3 separate regions of the Homo sapiens genome follow, and all the other regions are linked to region 3. A link is a contact called in ENCODE Hi-C data. All regions are on one chromosome and are shown on one strand. Each heading gives the region's core, a stretch centred on a gene start or an enhancer-like site at or near the end of the contact. The rest is flanking DNA. Distances are from core to core; before and after follow the strand shown.

Region 1 (3,769 bases), core at 530-3,029, 770 kb after region 3:
ATAAGACTTGTTCACTGAAAATTACAAAACAACATTGAAAGAAATTAAAGACCTAATTAATTATAAAGATATTCTGTGTTCACAGATCCAGGCATAACATTTTTAAGATGGAAAAATTCTCCAAATTAATTCACAAATTTAGTGCAACCTCTACCAAAATCTTAGCTTCCCTCCTGCAACCTCTTTTTTTTTTTTCAGAAATTGGCAAGCTGATCCTACAATGTATATGGAAATGCAAGGGATACAGAGAAATCAAAACAGCTTTTCACAATAGACCATTAGAAGTCTCACACTTTCCAATTTCAAGGCTTACTACAAAGCTACATTAATAAACAATATTTTACTTGTATAAGAATGGACAAATTGGTCAATGGAATAAAATTTATAGTTCAGAAATAAAACCATACATCTATGACAAGCTACCAAGACCATTCATGGGGGAAAGAATTATCTTCTAAACAAATGTGGTGAGACAACTAGATATCCACATGCGAAAATAAATAAATAAATAAAGGTGAAACCCAACCTCACACCATATATAAAACTTTACTTAAAGTAGATCAGGCCGGGCGCGGTGGCTCACGCATGTAATCCCAGCACTTTGAGAGGCTGAGGTGGGTGGATCACGAGGTCAGGAGATGGAGGCCATCTTGGTGAACGTGGTGAAACCTTGTCTCCACTAAAAATACAAATAATTGGCCAGGTGTGGTGGTGGGCGCCTGTAGTCCCAGCTACTCAGGAGGCTGAGGCAGGAGAATGGCATGAACCCAGGTGGTGGAGCTTGCAGTGAGCCGAGATGGCGCCACTGCACTCCAGCCTGGGTGACAGAGTGAGACTCTGTCTCAAAAAAAAAGAAAGTGGTTCAAAGACCTAAATTTTAGAGTTTCACTATAGAACTCTTAGATAATAATATAGGCATAAATCTTTGTGACTTTCAAGTAGCTAATAGTTTCTTATAGTACTCAAAAACAAGAAACACAAGAAAAAATAGATACATTGGACTTTTTTCAAATAAAACCCTTTGTTCTTCAAAAGACATGATCAAGAAAGTGAAACTACCCTCAGATTGTGAAAAAATGTTTTCAAATTATGTATCTGATAAGGAACTAGAATCCAGAATACAATGAACTCTTACAACTTAACAATAAAAATACTCAATTTTTAAAAAGGGCCAAGTATTTGAACAGATGTTTCTACTTTATTTCAACAAATTCAGGCCATTGTTAACTCTTTTAAATGAAAAAAAGAACTCCAAGCACCGTCTTGTCAGGATGTCAGAAACTCTACTTTTGCTTCCTTCCTTCCGCTATTTTTTTCATTTAACTACATGTAAGGAATTCTACCAAGAATTAATAGTCAGAGAGAAGTAAAAATAAAATTGTTCAATTTTCTTACTACAAAAAAAGTAATAAGGCCAAGAGCTTACTGGAGTCTGAAAGTAATTATTCAAATCAGTTTGAGTCACCATACAAACACTTATCTGTGCTTTTCTTGTCACTCATCGTGAGAAATAGTCAGATGCAAGTGAATCTTAAAGCTATCTGTTCCCTGTAAATTATAACTTGACGAAGCCTTCATTGACAAAATGGAAATGCCATTTATATCCTGTAATTGATACATAGACTGAGTTATTAAAGTATTGCTATTGAAAATACAAAGTTCAAATGTTTCTAAGTTTTCTTTAAAATGGGGGTCTCTGTTATTGGAGCAATCATTTTCTATCTCTGTGTTTCCCCAATTGTGATATGTGGGCAAGAGATCATGTGGGTTAAGCATGTAGCTCTGCGTTGGGTAGATCTGGGTTTCACTTTTGGTTCCAAAACTGTCTTCTTTTACTGTAAAAGATGAAAAATTATAGTTGTGCAATTGTTGAGGGATTGCTATGGAAATTAAATGAGGTACTATTTGTGAGGTGCTTAGTACAGGGCCTGGCATGTGATGATTGCTCAATAAATGGCAACAATAATATTGCTATATACTATAAATGTGTATAACAAGAACTCCTCAAACAAATATTCTAACTTCATTTATCCATCCAATACAATCGATAGTAAACATCTGCTTTTATTTGAATGATTTGGTTATGCACTCATGACAAGAATTTAGTATTTTATTAAGGAGAGAGAGAGATAAAAGATTTAATTAAAGATCTTTGCAGACTTTTCCCCAAAGTGGATGGAAATGGTCATGAAACAGGGACTTCTTTGTCTATGTCTCTTTTTAAAAATCAATTCATTAAAAATTTGACAAAATTCTGTACATCTATTGTGTACAACATGATGTATTGAAATATGTATACATTATGTTATGACTAAATTGAAGAAATTAGCATATGATTCCTTCACATACAACATTTTTGTGTGGTGAGAACACTTAAAATTTACTTCTTTAGTGATTTTCAACAATAAAATACATTGTTATTAATGATATCACTAGGCTGTACAGATTTCTGAAACTTAACTTCTGCTATCTAACTGATATTTTGTGTCTTTTAAACATCTCTTACACATTCTCCCTTCCCCACAACCCAAGCTCCTGGTAACTACCATTTTCCTCTCTGCTTCTAATAGTTCACATTTTCTTAGATTCCACATAAAAGTGAAATTATGACAAATAAAAATATTTGTCCTTCTGTGTCTGTTTTATTTTATTGAACATAATATCCTTCAAGCTTATATATTTTATCACAAATGAGAGGATTTTCTTCTTTTAAATGACTGAAGACATTTCAATTGTGCATATATACCACATTTTCTTTACGTTTTCATCCCATCATAGACATAGCTTGATTCAATATCACGGCCATTGGGAATAATGCCGTGATGAATATGTTAGAGCACTGAACATATTAATTTCGTTTGTTTTTTATTTATTTATTTATTTATTTATTTATTTATTTATTTATTGAGATGGAGTCTTGGTCTGTTGCCCAGGCCGGAGTGCAGTGGCGCAATCTCCACTCACTGCAAGCTCTGTCTCCCAGGTTTACGCCATTCTCCTGCCTCAGCCTCCCGAGCACCTGGGCCTACAGGCGCCTGCCACCATGCCTGGCTAATTTTTTATATTTTTAGTAGAGATGGGGTTTCACCATGTTAGCCAGGATGGTCTCGATCTCCTGACTTCGTGATCCACCCACCTCGGTCTCCCAAAGTGCTGGGATTACAGGCGTGAGCCACTGCGCCTGGCTGATTTCTTTTAGATATATAAACAGTAGTGGGAATGCTGGATCATCTGGTAGTTCTATTTTTAATTTTTTGAGGACTCTCCATAAGGTCTTTTGCTTATTTTAAAGCTGAGCTGTTTTCTTGATATTGATTTGTTTGAGTTTCTTAGATATTTTGGATACTAACTTCTGTGCAAAAACTGTTTAGTTTGATGTAATCTCGTTTGTTTTTGCTTTTGTTGCTGGTGCTTTGGAATCGTATCTCAAAAAATCATTGCTCAAATCAATGTCACGAAGCTTTTCAGCTGTGTTTTTTTGCAGGAGTTTTATAGAGTCCAGTCTTAAGTCTTTAATCTACTTTGAGTTGATTTTTGCATATAGTGTGGGATAAAGTAGTAAATAGTGATATACAGCTTCAATGCAATCTCTCTTAAAAATTCCCATAAAATTTTGTACAGAAATAGAAAAAAGTAGTTTTTTTTTTACAGTAGATTTACAGTATCAGGCCTTAAGTCTTTAATCTACTTTGAGTTGATTTTTGCATATAGCGTGGAATAAGGGTCTACTTCTATTCTTTTGAATGTGAATATTCAGTTTTTTTGACAC
Region 2 (3,791 bases), core at 384-2,883, 790 kb before region 3:
TGAAGCAGGTTGCAAGGTGGTTCAGCTGAGTGCTAGAATATATTTAAGAATACTTTACTGACTGTCAGTTCAAGCAAAAAACAAAGCAAACAAAAACCTGCTGCTTTGAAATAAGGGCTATTTGCTTCCTATGGCTTTCTTTCGCCTCACAACCTGTCTTTCCAGTTTATTAGCTTTTGTAGCAATTACATCGATTGAAGAGTGACCATACAAATAGGTCTGCATTTTGGAAATGGGTGCTGTGCATGCTGAGTGGTGTCTCTGAGTGTGAATCCTGGTGAAAGGATGAAGGAGGCATCTCGCCCCATATTTTCTCTCCCTGAACTGGTCTGTCTCAGTTCTGCTTTCTGATCATTTCCCCTGTTGGCAGAACCTGCCCTTGACCCTCAGCCACAGTGAGTCAGTGTACACTGGCACGACTCCAGATGCCTGGGGGATAAAACTTTGCCCAAGTTTGCCAATCATTCCTCGAAGCTGCCCAGTTGTTCTAGTCTTTGTTGATGTTTCCTAGAAAATTTTGGCTCCACATTTGTCATGGTTACTTAGTTTATTTGACAGCATGTCTTGCTTTGTGTTGGATACTTTAGAGGATACAGCAGTAAGACTTGGGCACTGTCTTGGAGTAGCTCAAAGAAGAGGAAGATAAATAATAATAACCTTTTAAAAATCGGCCAGGCATGCTGGCTTACGCCTGTGATCCCAGCACTTTGGGAGGCCGAGTCAGGGGGATCACTTGAGGTCAGGAGTTCAAGACCAGCCTGGCAAACATGGCAAAACCCTGTCTTTACTAAAAAAAAAATACAAAAATTAGCGGGATATGGCGGTGCATGCCCTTAATCCCATCTACTCTGGAGGCTGAGGCAGGAGAATCGCTTGAATCCGGGAGACGGAGGTTTCAGTGAGCCAAGATCGTGGCACTGCACTCCAGCCTGGGCAACAGAGTGAGACTCCATCTCCAAAAAAAAAAAAAAAAAAAACAGACAAAAAAAAAGTGTACAATTTAGTGGTTTTACTATATGTACAAAATTCACATTGATCACTCTCTAATTTTGGAATATTTTTATTGCCCCCAGAAGAAACCCCATACTCATTAGCAGTCACCTTCTACTCCCCACTCCCCAACAGCCCTTGGCAGACACAAATCTCCTTTCTGAATCTATGGATTTGCCTATTCTGGACATTTCATATAAATGGAATTGCATAATAGGTGGCCTTTTGTGTCTGGCTTTTTTGACTTAGCATAATGTTTTTAAGGTTATCCGTGTAACAATACTTCATTTCTTTTTATAGCTTAATTCTATTCTATGGTGTGGCTATACCTCATTTTGTTTATAGGAGCCATATCTTGAGTGTGTTCTATGTTCATTGTTCCATGAGCTTTACCTTTTAAATTCATTCGTCTTCATAATTACTTCATAGGTGCAATTACTATTGCCATATTGCCAGTAAAGAAGAAGGCATAGATAGGTAACACAGCTAACAATAAGTAGCAGAGCAAGCTTGGTTTAACTGCAGAGTCTGTGCTCTTAACCTTACTCTTCCCGCCACACACTGTGAGTCACAGGATAGAAGACATATTTAAAAATGAGTGTAAACGTGGGAGGAAGTTACAAAGGTCTTAAATGACTGTGGAGTTCAGTAGCTCAGAGTTGGGGGTGGCCTGTGGCGTGGGTGTCTGTTACAGTGTGCTGTACTTTGTCATTTGTACTGCCCTTCGGATTATGGTGCGCAGTGGATTTGAGGCATCACAGGGGATCTAGGCCGCAGGGAGACGGGACGGGGCTCCCAGTCCACTGACAGGTTTGCTCAGGGCTGATTCGGCAGCGTGCAGGGCTGAGCCTGAGGCCAAAGGTTTTCAGACGTGTATGTGTATCTGGGTGGGGCCTGGCCTGTGCAGGCAGGGACTTGATAGCAGGCACCTCTTTTCTGTGGAATGTGGAGAAGTACAAGCAAGTCTAACCATGCTGCCCGGCTCACCACACATGCGATGAATGACGGAATGAAGGAGAGATATGGTGGGTGGGTACTAGAGTTGAGAGCCTCGAACCTCAAGTTGCAGAGACCGTGCAGTGGCCTGCCTTGAGAGGTATACAGTCTGTCCACATCTCTGTTACTCTGCTGGAGCTTGCTGTCTAGATTCTACTAGGAGCTATCACCCAGGTTCTTTCCTTCAGTGTAGAGTCTGTCTCCTGGGAGATCAGAAGTCCCAGCTTAGTCTTTTCTTAGTGGAACCCCAGAAAATTGTTCTATGGGCCGGGCGCGGTGGCTCATGCCTGTAATCCTGGCACTTTGGGAGGCCGAGGCGGGTGGATCATAAGGTCAGGAGTTCAAGACCAGCCTGGCCAACATGGTGAAACCCCCTCTCTACTGAAAATGCAAAAAATTAGCCTGGTGTGGTGGCACGCGCCAGTAGTCCCAGCTACTCAGGAAGCTGAGGCAGGAGAATTGCTTGAATCCAGCAGGCAAAGGTTGCCGTGAGCCAAGATCGCACCACTGCACTCCGGCCTGGGTGACAGAGTGAGACTGTCTCGAAAAAAAAAAAAAAAGAAAATTTTTATATGACATGTTTCTGTCTCTGACAGTTTATTCACTCAGCAAACATTTATGAGGCTCTTCTGTGCCAGGAGTTGTTCTAGGTCCTTGGGACATATGAGTGAGCAATATATAATATAGAAAAGGACTTTTGCTGTCTTTATACTATTCTGCCAGGGCAAACAGAATAATAAGCAATAGACATAAATAAATATAGTTTTTTTTATTTAATAGAATAAGTGTCATGAAAAAAGGTTGAAGTAGAGCAAAGTAAAAAGGGATATAAAGTGGTTGAAATATTAAATAAAGTAAGACGGTGACAGCCGAGTGTGGTGTCTCACGCCAGTAATTCCAGCACTCTGGGAGGCCGAGGCAGGTAGATCACGAAGTCAGGAGTTCAAGACCAGCCTGACCAACATGGTGAAACCCTGTCTCTACTAAAAATACAAAAATTAGCTGGGCGTGGTGGCACATGCCTGTAATCCCAGCTACTCAGGAAGCTGAGGCAGGAGAATCGCTTGAACCCGGGAGGCGGAGGTTGCAGTGAGCCGAGATCGCGCCACTGCACGCCAGCCTGGGCAACAGAGCGAGACTCCACCCCCACCCCCCGCCCCCCCCCCAAAAAAAGAGACGTGAAAAACTTGCACTTGAAGATGGTTAACGAATTAGCCATGAGAGCTTTGGAGGAAGAGTCTCACAGTACAGAATTCGGAAGGTTCGAGTAACAGGCTGGGAGGCAAGTGTGAGCATGGGAGCACGGAGTGGTGGGAAGCCAGCTTGTCACTCCAGTGGCCAGAGGATCGTGGTTTGTCCTCATAGTGGAATGCCAGCCATTTCAGGACTGAGCAGGGGGCTGCCCCATTGAGAATCTCATAACAAAACTGAATCTGTGATATGTTAAGCACAATTAGAATAGACAGATGAGCCCAAGAAATAAAAAGTTCCTGTGGTGGGTCCAGAACTTGGGGAATTCCAGGGTTACGCTGTCAAGTTCCCAGGGGCCCTCTGAATTCATTTGTTTTCTTTTCTTCTCTTCGGTCCATCAGAACCCCAAGGGGAAGCGAGCACTTTCCATAGTGGAAGCTTAGCCATGCCTGGTTTTGCTGGATGGGTTTTTCTGCTGCTGGCTGTACATGACCAGGTCTGGGGTCTTATTTGTTCTAGGAAGATTTAGAAATTAGTACTTAATCATTTGCCTACCTTGTGTATATACTTTGAAAAGTAGAGATACATGTGTATAACACGTAGATTCTGGATGC
Region 3 (3,488 bases), core at 187-2,686:
GATTATTCATGTTCTCTTTGCATTCAGGTACAAATAAACACAGAAGTAGCATATTTCACATGTATATTCTATAAACATTTGCTTCAAACAATAAGACACTTTTTTTCTGAATTGATGGCTTTTACAAAAGGCAGTGGATTTCAAAAAAGCTAATTTTTAAAAATTAACATTTCTAATAATGAAATCTCCAATGTCCACTTTTATTTTCTATGGCGTCCTGTTAAAATATAGAACATTTAGAAAATGATTTTAGTGACCCATATATTTTAAGATTTTTTTCTCTGTTGTTTGTTTATTGATCAGGTTGTCTTCCCTAGACTGATTAACACTGAAGATTAATAGACAGGAATATAATTACCCAATTAGAAACAGAGCCTTCCCGTGTGGCCAGCTAATTCTCATTTAACTGTTTCAGAATAGTTTATTCCAGTTATTAGATCGAGCAGTGGATATGTTCAGTGGAGACCTAGACAGACTTGATGGACATGAAAAACAAAAAAAAAGGAGAGATGGAAGGAAGATGAATCATACACATTCTTATATGAATTTTTAAGGATACATTGCATAAGGAAGTGTTCTTTTGAAAATTTATGGCTATTTTAAAATATTGAGGCACAACCTGGGGCAATATGAGCCCTGTGATTAAAGTAATCGAATGATGTCTATGCCTCCATTGCCAATAAAGTGCTCCTTTACCCTTTGGTGTGGCTGCTTCAAGGTCTTTCTTGAGCAAGACTTACTTCTTTATGTCAGATTTGTATTTGACTTCTCTGTTTTTTCACTTTGTTTTCAGGAGATTGCGTTTCTTATATTTCACCAAGGTAAGCTTTTTTTTAAAAAATGTGCTTTGATTACCCACCCTCCCAAATTCTTAAGTACATCCATCTAGTAACTATCACTTCTCTATAACCATTCCCTTCATCTCTATTGGTTGCTGCCTTGTAGCCTAGTAATATTCACATAATTTCCCTGTTCCTCTCAGAGTACCCCACGCATCCTTCCTTGTTACATTCCACCTATCAATATCTTCTTCTTGAGGGACTTTTTCCTTAGTTCAGCTAAGAGCCAGGTCCTTATCACACGCCACAAAAAATTAGCCTTGCAGACCATTTGAAAGGCGAGAATAATGGGATTTACTGGGAAAAAAGGATAAAAGGGAAACAGCGACTCTCCACAAAGCCAGAACCCCTGGTGGTGCGCTTCTCGCCTCGCAGTTTTAAAATCCCGGGTTCTACACAGGAAGAGGAAGGGCCAGGCTCCTCTCTGCTGGAAACGGTACGAACTTCCGTGGCTCCACCCCAGGGCGCACTCCTCCCAGTGCACCGGCGGGTTGCAGTTCTGCCAGGAAGCCCTTCCCACCCGGCTGTCTCATTGTCATTTGCGTATTTTTTCTATTTATGTCAAACTCAGCCTAACAGACTGCGTCTACTTCCTCACTACCTAGCCACTTTTTTCGCCTCAACATTTTTAAGCATTTACTCAGTTCAAAGAGCCACTAGTTCTACCAGATTTGTTATGACAAAAAATGATTCACAGACCCTTTTTCCTTATTTCCTCTTTTCCAGAGACAATCACTTTCAATTACTCTTTATGTACGTACGTTAGTATCTCTAAATAACATGGCTTGTTTTTTTTTTTTTTTTTGAGTCTGAGTTTTGCTCTGTAACCCAGACTGGAGTGCAGTGGTGCCATCTTGGCTCCCTGCAACCTCCATCTCCCAGGTTCAGGCGATTCTCCTGCCTCAGCCTTCTCGGTAGCTGGAATTACAGGCGCCCACCACCATGCCCGGCTAATTTCTGTATTTTAGCAGAGACGGGGATTTCACCATGTTGGCCAGGCTGATCTTGAACTCCTGACCTCAAGTGATCCACCAGCCTTGGCCTCCCAAAGTGTTGGGATTACAGGCGTGAGCCACTGCGCGTGGCCCACTATTTTCTTATTTCCCACTATATATATATATATATATGTATGTGTGTGTGTGTGTGTGTGTGTATGTATGTATATACATATGTGTGTATATGTATGTATATACATATATGTGTGTATATGTATGTGTGTGTGTGTGTGTGTGTGTGTGTGTGTGTGTATATATTTTTTTTTTTTTTTCAGATTTGGCACTATTGACTACCCACTATGACAGATGAGAATTTAGGTTCTTCCCACTCCACATCTCCAAAGATGTGTGCAAACTTCCATCTTATTCTTCCAAAAGATATTTATTATTATTTTGGTTAGAACAATATTCAGTCTTGGAAATTTTTCTTGAGTGAGCCCACTGCTTTTTCCCTCTGCTTTCTTCATCTTTTTGGATTACCTTTTTAAAGATGTTTTCAACTTTATCCTCTGAAAGTTATATTGAGTTTTACTCTTTTCCCTCAAGCTTTAAATTTTATAAGATATCTTTTTGTTTCATGAGTAGTTCTTTTCCATAATACCGAAAGTTGTTTAATGAATGGAATATAATATCTTATTTCTTTGAAAATATTAGTAATACTTTTAAAAAATATCTTTTCATTTGCATAGTCTCAACTTTCTGCAAGTTGTTTTCTTCTGTCTATGGCTTTGGACTCCCTCTTCCATGTTAGTGGCTTTCCATACTTACCTAGTGATCCTGGCTGTCTCTTCATATTTGAGAGTGTTGTGGGCTAAAAGGCTAACTAGAAACTCTGAGTAAGTGGATGAGTCTCACTGACGCATCATTTCACCGTGACAAGATTGGGCTAAGTCATCTGTTAGAGAAGACGTGAAGTCCAAATATTTAGGCTTTTATTTTATTGGAAGTCAGACTTCATAAGAACCTTCTGATCTGTAGTCTGGAGGGTCAAGGCCTAGCTGCTGATATTTTGTGAGTGGGAAAAGAAGGCTGAGAGATCAGCATTTTATATGCATCAATTTCTTTGGTCTCTCTGTTCGCATAAATGATACCAGCCCTAGACCATCCCTATAGTCCAATAGTCCAGAGACCCTCTGCTGTCAACTTGGTTAAGCTGAGAAATATGTTTTCTAGACTCTCTTTTCCTGTATTCTTCTATGTTAGAGTGGCCAAAAAATAAAAAAAAAACTTTAATAAGATTCAGAAGAAAGAAGTGAAGCATCACTCAATACACTGTGAAGCTCTTTTCATGGTCAAATAGGTCAGACACACAATAAGGGTTTGTCAGGTTCCCACTTGTCCTCCCTCTCCTGAACTTCACATTCAGTGTTTCTTGCAAAGTGTTTGCCATGCTGACAACAGGGGCCTCAGGCCCACAGTTAGATGCTTTGCTGAAGATCTATAGGCATAAGAGCTACCTAGAAGCAATAGTACCCCCTAGACCTTTCCGTGAGCTTCCTCTCTGCAGCCCCAATTCACTGTTGGACATGTGTGGCTTCTTGGATTGAATGGGTGGTTATTTCTCTGATTCTCCAGTGTCTTCTACAACTATGTAAATTCTAGTTGCCATGACACACACCTAATTACATAACACTCATAGTCACCCTGCTTCTCT

What was found. A loop is a pair of places that touch in the nucleus more often than their neighbours do. Pooled maps may share reads with other maps.
Region 1: a loop to region 3 is called in a pooled map, with 2.6 times the contacts of the local background. The contact joins two enhancer-like sites. A Hi-C loop is called at or near these places in 2 of 37 single-sample maps with no recorded cell type and 2 of 50 pooled maps.
Region 2: a pooled map shows a loop between it and region 3 (3-fold over the local background). The contact joins two enhancer-like sites. A Hi-C loop is called at or near these places in 1 of 37 single-sample maps with no recorded cell type and 2 of 50 pooled maps.

Annotation. Positions count from the first base shown.
Region 1 is chr3:191,288,546-191,292,314 of GRCh38, reverse strand. All of the region lies in intron 4 of UTS2B (urotensin 2B), which reads left to right. Among named protein-coding and RNA genes, the nearest start is that of CCDC50, 39 kb to the left of the region's middle. Within about 2 kb of position 1,779, at least 4 of the 41 ENCODE cell types and tissues checked have a DNase peak (open chromatin) inside an H3K27ac peak, as active enhancers do.
Region 2 is chr3:192,848,678-192,852,468 of GRCh38, reverse strand. The region is part of intron 1 of MB21D2 (Mab-21 domain containing 2); the gene reads left to right. Among named protein-coding and RNA genes, the nearest start is that of MB21D2, 67 kb to the left of the region's middle. RefSeq lists enhancers at 1,307-1,356, 1,387-1,436. Within about 2 kb of position 1,633, at least 6 of the 41 ENCODE cell types and tissues checked have a DNase peak (open chromatin) inside an H3K27ac peak, as active enhancers do.
Region 3 is chr3:192,061,584-192,065,071 of GRCh38, reverse strand. No RefSeq gene overlaps it. Among named protein-coding and RNA genes, the nearest start is that of FGF12-AS1, 180 kb to the left of the region's middle. Within about 2 kb of position 1,436, at least 6 of the 41 ENCODE cell types and tissues checked have a DNase peak (open chromatin) inside an H3K27ac peak, as active enhancers do.